Linked DNA regions of Homo sapiens: all the other regions are linked to region 2. Evidence: chromatin contacts called from ENCODE Hi-C or POLR2A ChIA-PET data. All regions are on one chromosome and are shown on one strand. The core of a region is the stretch at or near the end of the contact, and the rest is flanking DNA. Distances in the headings are between cores, read along the strand shown. Region 1 has its middle 23 kb from the start of RPS15A. Region 2 overlaps XYLT1 (xylosyltransferase 1). Region 3 holds the start of SMG1 (SMG1 nonsense mediated mRNA decay associated PI3K related kinase).

Region 1 (4,171 bases), core at 1,169-3,668, 1.5 Mb after region 2:
TGTTATTTGTGTGTGTGTGATTTTTCTTCCCTGAGCAGCCCAGGCAGAGCACACTGGGCCCTGTGCACTGTCCTGTTACCTTCACATTTTGTCTCCACTGACTCCAGGCCCAACCCCTACTAGAGCTGCAGCTGTGCCTGTGCCCAAAGTCAATAGACTGAAGAGCAGAAAGAGGGAGTGGACTCTTACCCCATGGCTGGCGGACATTAAGATTTATCTCTAGGCCAGGCACAGTGGCTCACACCTGTAATCCCAGCACTTTGGGAGGCCAAGGCAGGCAGATCACCTGAGGTCACGAGTTCGAGACCAGCCTGGCCGACATGGTAAAACCTCCCATTTACTAAAAATATTTTTTAAATTAGCCATTTACTAAAATATTTTTTAAATTAGGTGTGGTGGTGCATGTCTGTAGTCCCAGCTTCTTGGAAGGCTGAGGCAGGAGAATAGCTTGAACCTGGAAGGCAGAGGTTGTAGTGAGTGGAGATCGCACCACTGCACACCAGCCTGCGCAACAGAGCGAGACTCCATCTCGAAAAAAAAAAAAAAAGAAAGAAGAAAAAGATTCATCTCTAGCTTGCAAAGCCAAAGTCTGCCAACTGCCATTGAGAAGCCCCTAATCCATGAATGAGGGGCTTTAGCTTCCTTCATAGCCAGACAAGGACAGAGGAAACAGAAGAGAGGAGACGGATCAACTACCCAGAGAAGCCAGAAAACCCTCTGCCAGGGAAAATACCACTTGTAAAAATAAGAGGATTATTTGGCTGTGAAATTTGCTTAATAATTGAATAGAAAACTTATTTTGATTCCCCAGGAAAAACCCAGACATTAAGTAATGTAAATTCCTGTTCAGCCAGGAGCCAAATAAGCAGAAAATATGAATTATTAGAGTCCTCCCCAATGCCAGACCCACATTCTATTTCACAGGAAATAAACAAAGAAAAAAATTCTCTGACATGGGGATTTTTCTCTAACCAGCAAACTGTCAGAATGGGTTGGGGAGGGAACTGCCCGCATTTTCCCATCCTCCTTCCCCTCTCTCTCTCTATACCACGGCCCCTCAGAATCACTCACAGAGGACTAATCATATTCCTTGTGTCCATTTGTGAATCACTTGGATCCTCCAAGGGCTGGCGGAGGAGTGGCTCATGACCAGTCAATGTCATGAATAAGTGATCAATGTCCCAGAAGGGGGAAGCCATCAAGAAGCTGAGAATGGGCCGGGCGCGGTGGCTCACACCTGTAATCCCAGCACATCGGGAGGCCGAGGCGGGCAGATCACCTGAGGTCAGGAGTTCAAAACCAGCCTGGCCAACATGGGGAAACCCCGTCTCTACTAAAAATACAAAAATTAGCTGGGCATGGTGGCGGGCACCTGTAATCCCAGCTACTCAGGAGACTGACACAGGAGAATCGCTTGAATCTGGGAGGCGGAGGTTGCAGGGAGCCACAATCATGCCATTGGACTCCAGCCTGGGTGACAAGAGTGAAACTCTGTCTCAAAAAAGTAAAATAAAATACAATAACAAAAACAATAAATAAACAGAGAATGGGGTCAGCTCACCCAGCCGCATGTGGAAGCAGGCCAGGGCAGGATGAGGGACGGCTTGAGCAAATTTTACCTTTCACATGGTACAAAAGTGTTTTTATTTGTTCCAAGTAAATATCCAAGAGTTCAAAAAATAGTTGCAAAACATGATGTTCCCCACTCTCCTTTAAAAGTGATTAAGGCCAGGCACGTAATCCCAGCACTTTGGGATTAAGGCTCACGCCTGTAATCCCAGCACTTTGGGAGGCTGAGGCAGGCGGATCATGAGGTCAAGAGATCGAGACCATCTTGGCCAACATGGTGAAACCCCGTCTCTACTAAAAATACAAAAATTAGCTGGGTGTGGTGGCGTGCACCTGTAGTCCCAGCTACTTGGGAGGCTGAGGCAGGAGAATCATTTGAACCCAGGAGGCAGAGCTTGCAGTGAGCCGAGATCGCGCCATTGCATTCCAACTTGGGTGACAGAGCAAGACTCCATATCAAAAAAACAAAAAACAAAAAACAACAACAACAAGTGACTGATTAGCCAGGCGCAGTGGCTCATGCCTGTACTCTCAGCCTTTTGGGAGGCTGAGGCAGGATGACTGCTTGAGTCCAGGAGTTTGAGAACAGCTTGGGCAAGATGGTGAGACCTCATCTCTACAAAAAATAAAAAAAAAAATATTAAAAAATAGCTGGGCGTGGTGGCACATGCTGTGGTTCCAGCTACACAAGAAGCTGAGGTGGGAGGATCGCTTGAGCCCAGGAGGTGGAGGCTACAGTGAGCTGTGTTCTCACCACTGCCTTCCTGCCTGGGTGACAAAGCGAGAACCTGTCTCAAAAAAAATTTTTTTCATGAAAAAAACAGTGGCTGATTATACAAGCACATGTGATGTTAGAGAGTTAGCGAAAGTCCCACCTGTTTGTTTGGGTTCTGAAACTGATAGCAGCTGTTAGGATTTTCTGAACATTGATCCTGTGCCAGACACTGAACTAAACACTGAGCATGTTCACGCGTTTAATCCTCATGATAAGCCCATGAAGCCAATGCAGTGACTAAGACCGAAGCCAGGGTTTGAATCTGCCTCCTCCACACACTAGCTGTATGATCAAGTGACTTGACTTCTCTATGCCTCAGTTTCCTCTTCTATAAAATAGGTATAAAAATAGTACCCATCTTGGCTGGGAGCTGTGGCTGACGCCTATAATCCCAGCACTTTGGGAGGCTGAGGCGGGTGGATCACGAGGTCAAGAGATCAAGACCATCTTGGCTAACATGGTGAAACCCTGTCTCTACTGAAAATACAAAAATTAGCTGGTATGTGCCTGTAGTCCCAGCTACTCAGGAGGCTGAGGCAGGAGAATTGCTTGAACCCAGGAGGCAGAAGTTGCAGTGAACCCAGATTGCGCCACTGCACTCTAGCCTGGCAACAGAGCGAGACTCCATCTAAAAAAAAAAACAAAAAAACAAAAACAAATAGTACTCATCTTGTAAAACTGCTATGAAAATTATACGAGTTATATGAACAATATCTGGAACATAGTATGTGCCATAGAAGTATGGCATCATCTTTATCATCATCGTCATCATCACCACAGGCGAGATAACTGAAGCTCAAAGAAAGAAGGCTACACTATTTCCCCACAGTCCAGTTGACTCTCAGGCTCATCCTCAAGCCCTCCTTCCCCACATTCTTACGCACATGGTTGCTAGGCTGCATTCTTCAAGCCCCGTCCCTTGGATGCCTTGGGAAGTTGGAACATCACCTCTTCGCTCTGCTTTTGGAGCCATCGTGCTGGAAGGACAGCAGGCGTGGACCTCCTCTCCCTAGGCACCTACCCACCACCCGCAATGCAACCTCTTCACCTGGCACGAGGCACTCCTAGGAGCTCTCTCCAGCTTCCTCTTGCCATATTGTGTGCTTTTCGAAGAGGACGCAGACATGCAACCCCATCCCACAGCAGCCCACAACTTAAACAACAAAAGAGAACGCATCAAGCAGTGGTTTCTCCGTGTCTTTCACCACACCTGGGCACACTAACTCAGAACACATGCCCATCCACTCAGTCCCAAAGACACGACTCTTTTTTTTTTTTTTTAACTCTGTGCCTATGCTTACCCAAAGACAATACCGTTCTTCTTTCTTTTTTTTTTGTTTTAAACAAAAAAAAAAAGACAAAGTCTCGTTCTGTCGCCCAGGCTGGAGTGCAGTGGTGCCATCTCGGCTCGCTGCAGCCTCTGCATCCCTGGGCTGAAGCGATTCTCCTGCCTCAGCCTCTCGAGTAGCTGGGATTACAGGCGTGCACCACCACACCTGGCTAATTTTTGTTTTTTGTTTCTTTAGGTTTTTTATTTTTATTTATTTATTTATTTATTTTTTTCTTGAGACAGAGTCTCACTCTGTCCCCGAGGCCAGAGTGCAATGGCATGATCTCAGCTCACTGCAACCTCTGCCTCCCAGGTTCAAGCGATTCTCCTGCCTCAGCCTCCCAAGTAGCTGGGAATACAGGCATGCACCACCACGCCCAGTTTTTGTTTTGTTTGTTTTTTTTTGTTTGTTTTATTTTTTGGTATTTTTAGTAGAGACGGGGTTTCCCATGTTGACCAGGCTAGTCTTGAACTCCTGACCTCAGGTGATCCACCAG
Region 2 (4,049 bases), core at 791-3,290:
TTTAGGAGAAGAGAGGCTTTTTGTCCCCTGCAGAATTGAATGGGGGCCACTCATGCTAGATTTCCCTAACTGCCAGAACATAGCTCTTATATAATGAAGGCCCAGGAAGGTCTGCAGAATGAGACTGGTTCGAGTTCTTAGAGAAAAGTTTCAGAAAGACGAGGGACACAGGAAGGATTCTGCTTTTCCCCCATCCTGGTGGACATGAAGGACCCAGGATAAGCTATGATGCTGCTTTATTAACGACCCTTTTTCAAAGCACTGACCCCGGCAGCAGGAATGGAATCTGGCCGCCTAGGCTTTCTGTTAATGAGATGAGAACTGAAGTTCAAAAATAAACTGTGGGAAGCCTGGTAGGGAAATACCAGATGACAAGAGGATAATCTGGTGACCAAAGGCATAAAAGGTGGCGGGGGTGGGGAGCCCACAGCTAAATCAATAACCAGGTCGGGAGGAATTTGGGGGTCAAAAGAGTGGCTTAGCTGTTAAGAACATGGTGAAAACTGACCTTGGATGGCTCCGTAAGAATCTTAGCTTTGTGGAGATATTTTTGTGCCTCTGACAAAATGCTATCTTTTAAGAAGTGTGCACAGACTTCATTTCTAGGCATGTAACCTTCACATTTAACTTGCATTTAAGCAAAATGATATGCGTGTAGGGAGGATTGCTATGGCGAGTTTTTAATTGCCAAAGACTAGAAACCACTTCAGCCTCAGCAGTTGTGGTATGGTTAAATAAACCATGCTATGTGAATGCAAATGCAAAATAATGCAGCTATTTCTTTCTTTCATTCTTTCTTTTTTTTTTTTTTTTTTTTTTGAGATGGAGTCTTGTTCTGTTACCCAGTCTGGAGTGCAGCGGCACGATCTCGGCTCACTGAAACTGCTGCCTCCTGGGTTCAAGTGATTCTCCTGCCTTAGCCTCCCGAGTGGCTGGGGTTACAGGCACCTGCCACCATACCTGGCTAATTTTCATGTTTTTAGTAGTGACGGGGTTTCATCACCACCTTGGCCACGCTGGTCTGGAACTCCTGGGCTCAGATGACTGCCCACCTTAGCCTCCCAAAGTGCTGGAGTTACAGATGTGAACCACCGCGCCCAGCCTAATGCAGCTATTAAAAAGAATGGGGGCCATGATATATATACTGAACCAGAACAATCGATGAGCTAGATAGGTAAGCGACAAAAGCAAGACACAAAATAACACGTACAGTTTGCTGCTATAAGTTAGACTGTGCTTTAAGCACCGTCTAGAGCAATCCATAAGACAATTCAGATCCTTTCTCATTAGCTGTGCAACTCTGGGTATGTTACTTTACCTCTCTGGGCCTCCGTTCCTTTCTCTCTCAACTAGAGCTTTAATAGGAGTTAGTTTGTATATCTAAAGCACATATTCTCAATAGGGATGACTGTCACCCCCACCAAGCAAGCAAAATTTGGGGGAGTATATGTGTGTGAGAAAAAAAAAATCTTAGGCTGGGCACAGTGGCTCATACTTATAATCCCAGCACTTCGGGAGGCTGAGGCGGGTGGATTAGTTGAGGTTGGGAGTTTGAGACCAGCCTGGCCAACATGGTGAAACTCTGTCTCTACTACAAATATAAAATTAGCCAGGCATGGTGGCGGGCGCCTATAATCCCAGCTACTCAGGAAGCTGAGGCACGAAAATCCCTTGAACTCAGGAGGCAGTGGTTGCACTGAGCCAAGATTGCACCACTGTACTCCAGCCTGGGCAACACAACACAACTCTGTCTCAAAATAATAATAATAGTCTTAGATATTGCAATGGTCAGCCGTCCCCCAAAGCTCAACCCTATCTGATAAAATCTTTTCCCACAGTATTTAATTTCTCTCACAAGGGAGAATTTATATTAAATTAAATTTTTCTTCTTGGGAGGGTGATAATGAAAGAAAGTAATGCTTGAGTAATACTGAGCTAAAGTACTCAGAACAGCGTGAAGCAGATGGGGTGACATTTACCTTGCAATGTCGCTGCCAAGTTTAAATACAATAATAGATGCAAAGGCCACAGTGCGAAGGCGTTTCATCAGACTCCACCGCAACAACAGGTGGCGAATGCTAATATCAACTCTCACTTCTTAGATGAAGACTCGGAGGTTTACAAAAGTGGAAAGACTAGGCCAGAGGTCAGCATCTGAGCTGGAATTTTCACCTGGTCTCTCTCTCAGACTAAGAGCTTCCTCTTTATGCTCCAGTGGTGCTTGGAGACCACATGGTCTGTTTGTTCTGGTAGCTTCCCTAAAATACATGTCAGGGCTCGGCACAGTGGCTCATGCCTGTAATCTCAGCACTTTGGGAGGCCAAGGTGGGCGGATCATTTGAGGTCAGAAGTTCAAGACCAATCTGGCCAACATGGTGAAACCCCATCTCTACTAAAAATGCAAAAATTAGCCAGGCGTGGTGGCATACACCCTAGCTACTCAGGAGGCTAAGATGGGAGAATTGCTTGAACCCACCAGGTGGATGTTGCAGTGAGCCAAGATTGTGCCACTGCACTCCAGCCTGGGTGACAGAGCAAGACTCGATCTCAAAATACTACTACTACTACTACTACTAATAATAATAATAATAAAAAAATACATGTCGAGGTCAACCCAGGCCCAGGTACCAGGATGTGTCCTTACTCTGCTGAGTATCAGCATAAGATGTCGAGTCTAGACCAGGGGACACCGTCGTAGCAGACAGCCATGAATACCTCATCCTGTCTGCTGTTAGCAAGCTGCAAAGCCTGCTGGTCCTTCCTCTTCCTCCTCTTGTGAGGCCCTCTGGAGAAATTTCCATCTGAACTGAGCACTGAGAACAGATCCACCTGCCATGAGCAATGGCCTGTGTCAATTATTTGGATACAGGGCAGTGGAAGGGACAGATTTGTTTTCCTTGATGGCAGCCAGAAAGCTCTTTGTCAAATCTCCAGTTCCCCACCATGGTGTAGGTGTTAATACCTATTCCAGCTCCAAGGTATGATGGTCCTATGGTTGTGTTTCCTTTCTTTGTCTCAGTTTTAATTTTTGCAGTCTTATTTTGTTTAGTACACCCATGCAGACTGCCATAAACCCTTCCTGAAAGAGGGATGGGTGTAAAGAGATGAATCAACAAACCACAGAACTTCAAAAGGTTCCAGAAAAAAGCCACCACTGGCACAATAACGGGTTACTCAATCCCCCAAGGCTTTTGAGGAAGACTAGGGAAGGAAGGGGTTGACCTTGGGTCTAGAATGGGTGAGGGGGAGAGAAAAGAGAAAGCGAGAGAGAGCTAGCAAGTGAGCACACATGTGACCGTGAGCTTAATGCAAGGGGATAAGCTGGGGTAGGGTTGGCAGTATGGGTAGGGAAGGGGAGTACATGGGAAAGGAAAGGGGAGGACTGGAGCTTCAGTCGTGATGGATCTTGAAAGACAGACCACTCACTGATTCCTTGGTTTACTCATTCATTCATTCAAGAACTACCATGTGCAAAGAATTGGGCTCCCTGCATGAGATACAATGATGTAAAAAATAATGACGTGGTTCCTGCCCTCATGGAAATCATATTTAGTTCAGGGGTTGGCAAACTACAGCTTTAAGACCAAATCTGGCCTGCAATCCTCTTTTGCGAACCAAAGTTTTATTGGTACACAACCACTCCCGTTCATTTGCATATTATCTACAGCTACTGTACAGCCACGCTGGCAGAACTGCTTAGCGGTGACAGAGCCCATGTGGCCAGCAAAGGCTCAGATATTTACTAATCTATCTGGTCCTCTACAGACAGTTTGCACACTTCTGCTTTAGCTGCTATTACTGTTGCTGTTGCATATTATTTGTGAGCATATAAAAATGTTTCCAATAAACAAAGAGACATGTTGATGCCCCCGTGAGTCCCCAGTTTTCTCTGCCATAAAACTGGCATAAGAGGGCCATTGTGAGGGTTCTAGGAAAAGCTCTAAGAAATAAGCCCAGAACACAGACACCTACAATCCTTTTACATTTTCATTACTAATGATATTACAATGGCTGGGAGTAAGAGGAGGAATCATTTCACGCCACATGTC
Region 3 (4,248 bases), core at 641-3,140, 1.6 Mb after region 2:
AAATCAAATTTCACACATTTCAATAAAAAGGCAAAACTAAGCATGTCAATCATAGAAAAAAATACTTAATCAACTAATTTTATTTAAAGCACTCACAAACTCTTAAGTGGTACAAGACAAGTCAACGCTGTTTATCGAACAATATTTTTTTTTTTACGACTAAACATCTCAATTCTAGACTCAGGCACTAATTATTAAAGTCATCTAGTTATATACACCAATTCTCAACAGACACAGTATTTGGAAAGGCATATTAAATAGACTAAGATGTGTACCACCTATTAGCCAAAGATAATTTTATTGATTTTTCTAACGAGTCTTCAAATGTTACATTCTAACATCTTAGCAAATTATTTCCAAATACTGCTGGAATTACATGTAACTATCAGGAAACAAAAGGGCTTCCCAACAACTTGCGCGTTCTACATTATTTGGCCAGTTTCTGGACAATTATAACAATTGTGCTCCAAAGTAGGAGAGTTCCATGAATCAATTACCCCTAAAATATATTTCTGTATATTTAAGGAGTTCTAAGCATTGGGTTAAATTCCAAACAGACTCTGAATACAAGCATTTATTAAGAGAGATTAGAATAAATCAGTCCTAAATTAGGCACAGCTGCCCTCCCATTGATCAAAAAGACAGGAAACTACATTTATTTAAAAAGTTAATGTTCCTAATATATTCAAATCTCACTAAGCCCCAAAACGGTCTGAGATCAAATCCTCCATAAATGAGGAAATTCTCTAGACTTCTAAGTGGGTGCCCAAAGAGTTCACTCAAGTGTCCAGGTATGAATTACGATTCACCAGAGTAACCGGCCTTGCACTTAGGGAAAACTTCCATCGCCCAAGACCAGCGTGGGTCGATCCCATCAACAGTCACACAATCTCATCTCATGCTCCACTAATGAATGTTCTGCCTAGAGTCAGAGCAATGCCTTAGCTGGAGTTTTGTTTTGTTTTTTTCAATATTAACACGTGGGGGTCACAGAAAGGAACAGAGGTTAGAAGAGCTCTCACGTGGCGGCTGAAAGAGTGGGGAACCGAGAAAGTGAATGAGTAACAGGGAGGGTCCTGGACTCTCAGCATCTCCCAACTCGGGGTCAGGGGGAGGCTGTAACTGGAATGCCCCCCACCCCCACCCCCGCCTCTTTCTCACCTCCTGGTCCCGACCCCAGGCCAGTGCCACCGCCGGGAGCCCCGGGTCTCGGCTCCAGCCCCGGGCTGAACAAGCAGGGAGGGGAGGCACTTAGGCCTCGCCTCCCCGCGGCCTTCCTCCCCCAGCCGGGGCGGAGGAGACCCAGGAAGCCGCGCCCGGCTCCGAGGGGTGGAGGGCCTAGGCCGCGCCTCCCAGCCCCGCGGCCCTAGGCCTCGGCCCGCCCGAGGCGGAGCCCGGGAGGTCGGGGCGGGGTCCCGGGCCGGTCACCCACCTGGGTTGCCAGTCATTCCAGCTCCGCGGATACTTGGTGCCGCCGCCGCCGCCGCCGCTGCTCAGCCGAGACCCCGGGGCTCTGCGGCTCATTACCTTCCCCGACACGACATGGCCAAGCGCCGCCGCCCAAAGAAGCGCGAGTCGCCGCCCGAACCGGCCGCCGCCGACACCCCGCTCCGGCCCGGGGCTGAGGAGGAAGCCGAGAAGGAGGAGGAGGAGGAGGAGGAGGAGAAGGAGGAGGCGGCGGAGGGCGGGGGAAGAGGACGGCCGTTCCGGGTTCCGCCTGAGCCCGCAGCGCAGGACGAGGAGGCGGGAGCGGCGCGGTGAGAGAGAGGCGGATGAAGGGGAGGCGACGTCTTTTCCAGGGCCGTGCGCGGCCCACGTCGCCGGGGCCCCGGAGGACGAGGACGACGAGGAGCAGGCGGTGGCGGCAGCTCCTCACGCTCACACGGCCACTGCTTCCCCGCCTCCCGGCTCCGCCCGCCGCGCCGCCGCTGTCGCACGGCATGCTGGGAGCGAGGGGCGGGGTTGGCGCCCGCCGGGCCTGGGGAGAGAGGCGGGTCCTGTCGGCGGGGCGGAGCCGAGAGAGGCGGGGTCGATAGCAGGCCGCCCCGCCCCCCACGTCCCCAGGCCCTTGGGCGGCGAAGAGGTCTGGGCGTAGCGGTGACGAATCCTAAGACAGGGGATCTCCACTACTGCGGCCACACACTTTTCTCCCAAACGCTTCCCGGAAAGCACCGGAGGGCCGGGCAGTCAGGTGTAAACAGGCGTCCAATCAAGGACCTGCGGTGTGGGTGGGGGCTGGTGCCCTGCGGTGCGCGCGCACACAGGCGTGCCCTTGGATTCACGTGCGCCAGTTTTCCCACTTTCTACGGGGTGGGGTGGAAAGTGAAAATAGTAAGATCGAGAGGTGGATATCCACCTTCCCAACCTCCACCTGAAATGTGCCCATCGAGTCCTGGCACCTTTTACCATTTCTTCACAATGAAAAAAACTAAACGATGGAAGGGAAGGGAGTACCCACGATCACCAAACCCTGTCCTCTGCAATGTGAAATGTGCTTTGAAGTCCTTTCACCCTGAGGCTTGCCCGCCTTCTGCTGGTGAAAGAAGCTGGGGGCTAGGCGCGGTGGATCACGCCTGTAATCCCAGCACTTTCGGAGGCCGAGGTGGGCGGATCGTCTGAGGTGAGGAGTTCCCGACCAGCCTAGCCAACATGGAGAAACCCCGCCTCTACTAAAAATACAAAAATTAGCCGGGCATGGTGGAGGGCGCCTGTAATCCCAGCTACTTGGGAGGCTGAGGCAGGGGAATCGCTTGAACCCAGCAGGCCGAGGTTGCAGTGAGCCGAGATCAGACCATTGCAGTCCAGCCTGGACAACAAGAGTGAAACTCTGTCTCAAAAAAATAAAAGAGAGAGAGAAAGGAGGGAGGGAAGAAAAAGGAAGGAAGGAAGGGAGGAAGGAAGGAAAGGAAAGGAAAGGAAAGGAAAAAAGAAAAGAAAGAGAGAAGGCCGGGCGTGGTGGATCACGTCTGTAATCCCAGCACTTTGGGAGGCCGAGGCGGGCGGATCACGAGGTCAGGAGATCGAGACCATCCTGGCTAACACGGTGAAACCCCGTCTCTACTAAAAATACAAAAAATTAGCCGGGCGTGGTGGCGGGTGCCTGTAGTCCCAGCTACTCCTGAGGCTGAGGCAGGAGAATGGCGTGAACCCGGGAAGCGGAGCTCACAGTGAGCAGAGATGGCTCCACTGCACTCCAGCGTGGGCGACAGAGCAAGACTCTGTCTCAAAAAGAAAAAAAAAACAAAGCAGCAGCTGGGTAGAGGAGACGTACCCGACCGTCTACCCCATGACGTGTCCCATGCCCCAGGGAAAAAAGTTCCCTAAAGCATCTGATGCATAACGTGAATGCACACACGTTTTTTAAAAGTTGGGCCAGGATGCTCCTTAAACGAGTGTCTAAACCGTATCTGCATAAGGAGTCATAACCTATCATTTTATGTTGCAAAGAAAACGTCTTTATATATCGCTTGTGCAAATAAATATTGTTACCAAAAGTACTTGAAGATTACGAGGAGTTGACCCCTTCACACACATGCATATCCCCTCCACCTTGGGCTCCTTGCTTATGGCCACCAATCCCTCACTAAGGGAGGATCCTGCCAGTTCTAAATGATGGGGACTACAAAAATTACAAAAATTAGCTGGCGTGGTAGCGCGTGCCTGTGGTCCCAGGAACTCAGGAGGGTGAGGCAGGAGGATGACTTGAGTCCAGCGGGTGGAGGCTGCAGTGACCTATGATCCCGCCACTGCACTCCAGCCTGGGCTGCGGAGGGTAGGGAGGGAGGGAGGGAGGAGAAGAAAAAGAAAAGGAGGGGCACCATGGATGGCTGACTCCTGTAATCCCAGCACTTTGGGAGGCCGAGGTGGGTGGATCATTTGAGGTCAGGAGACCAGCCTGACAAACATGGTGAAACCCCATCTCTACAAAAAAATACAAAAATTAGCCAGGCATGGTGGCGCACGCCTGTAGTCCCAGCTATTCGGGGAAGCTGAGGCATGAGGATTGCTTGAACCCGGGAGCCAGAGGTTGCAGTGAGCCGAGATCATGCCACTGAACTCCAGCCTGGGTGACAGAGCAAGACTGTCTCCAAAAAAAAAAAAATCATTTAGGTGAAGTGATTCATGCCTGTAATTCCAGTGATGGGAGGCTGAGACTGGAAGATCCTTGAGCCTGGGAGTTATAGGCCAGCCTGAGCAACATAGTGAGACCCCCATCTCTACAAAAATTATTAAAATTTTTTTTCAGAC

Evidence for each region. Hi-C counts contacts between places; a loop is a spot of excess contacts on that map. ChIA-PET counts read pairs that join two places held with the same protein, here RNA polymerase II (POLR2A). Pooled maps may share reads with other maps.
Region 1: a loop to region 2 is called in a pooled map, with 10 times the contacts of the local background. The contact joins two enhancer-like sites. A Hi-C loop is called at or near these places in 1 of 37 single-sample maps with no recorded cell type and 2 of 50 pooled maps. POLR2A ChIA-PET finds 5 or more read pairs at or near these places in 1 of 52 experiments (activated T-cell).
Region 3: a map of OCI-LY7 shows a loop between it and region 2 (11-fold over the local background). The contact joins the promoter of SMG1 here to the enhancer-like site in region 2. A Hi-C loop is called at or near these places in 1 of 168 maps with a recorded cell type or tissue (OCI-LY7) and 2 of 50 pooled maps. POLR2A ChIA-PET finds 5 or more read pairs at or near these places in 1 of 52 experiments (B cell).

The regions. Positions count from the first base shown.
Region 1 is chr16:18,764,998-18,769,168 of GRCh38, forward strand. No RefSeq gene overlaps it. Among named protein-coding and RNA genes, the nearest start is that of RPS15A, 23 kb to the right of the region's middle. Within about 2 kb of position 2,419, at least 2 of the 41 ENCODE cell types and tissues checked have a DNase peak (open chromatin) inside an H3K27ac peak, as active enhancers do.
Region 2 is chr16:17,299,656-17,303,704 of GRCh38, forward strand. The region is part of intron 2 of XYLT1 (xylosyltransferase 1); the gene reads right to left. Among named protein-coding and RNA genes, the nearest start is that of XYLT1, 170 kb to the right of the region's middle. RefSeq lists a silencer at 3,759-3,828. Within about 2 kb of position 2,041, at least 9 of the 41 ENCODE cell types and tissues checked have a DNase peak (open chromatin) inside an H3K27ac peak, as active enhancers do; they include B cell and OCI-LY7, where a contact is called at or near this core.
Region 3 is chr16:18,924,518-18,928,765 of GRCh38, forward strand. SMG1 (SMG1 nonsense mediated mRNA decay associated PI3K related kinase) reads right to left here and starts at 1,891. Exons shown (of 63, transcript NM_015092.5): 1 at 1,433-1,891. The coding sequence starts at 1,524. SMG1-DT (SMG1 divergent transcript) reads left to right here and starts at 1,670. Exons shown (of 2, transcript XR_001752094.2): 1 at 1,670-1,757. RefSeq lists silencers at 1,113-1,702, 1,733-2,072 and enhancers at 1,758-2,370, 2,371-2,984.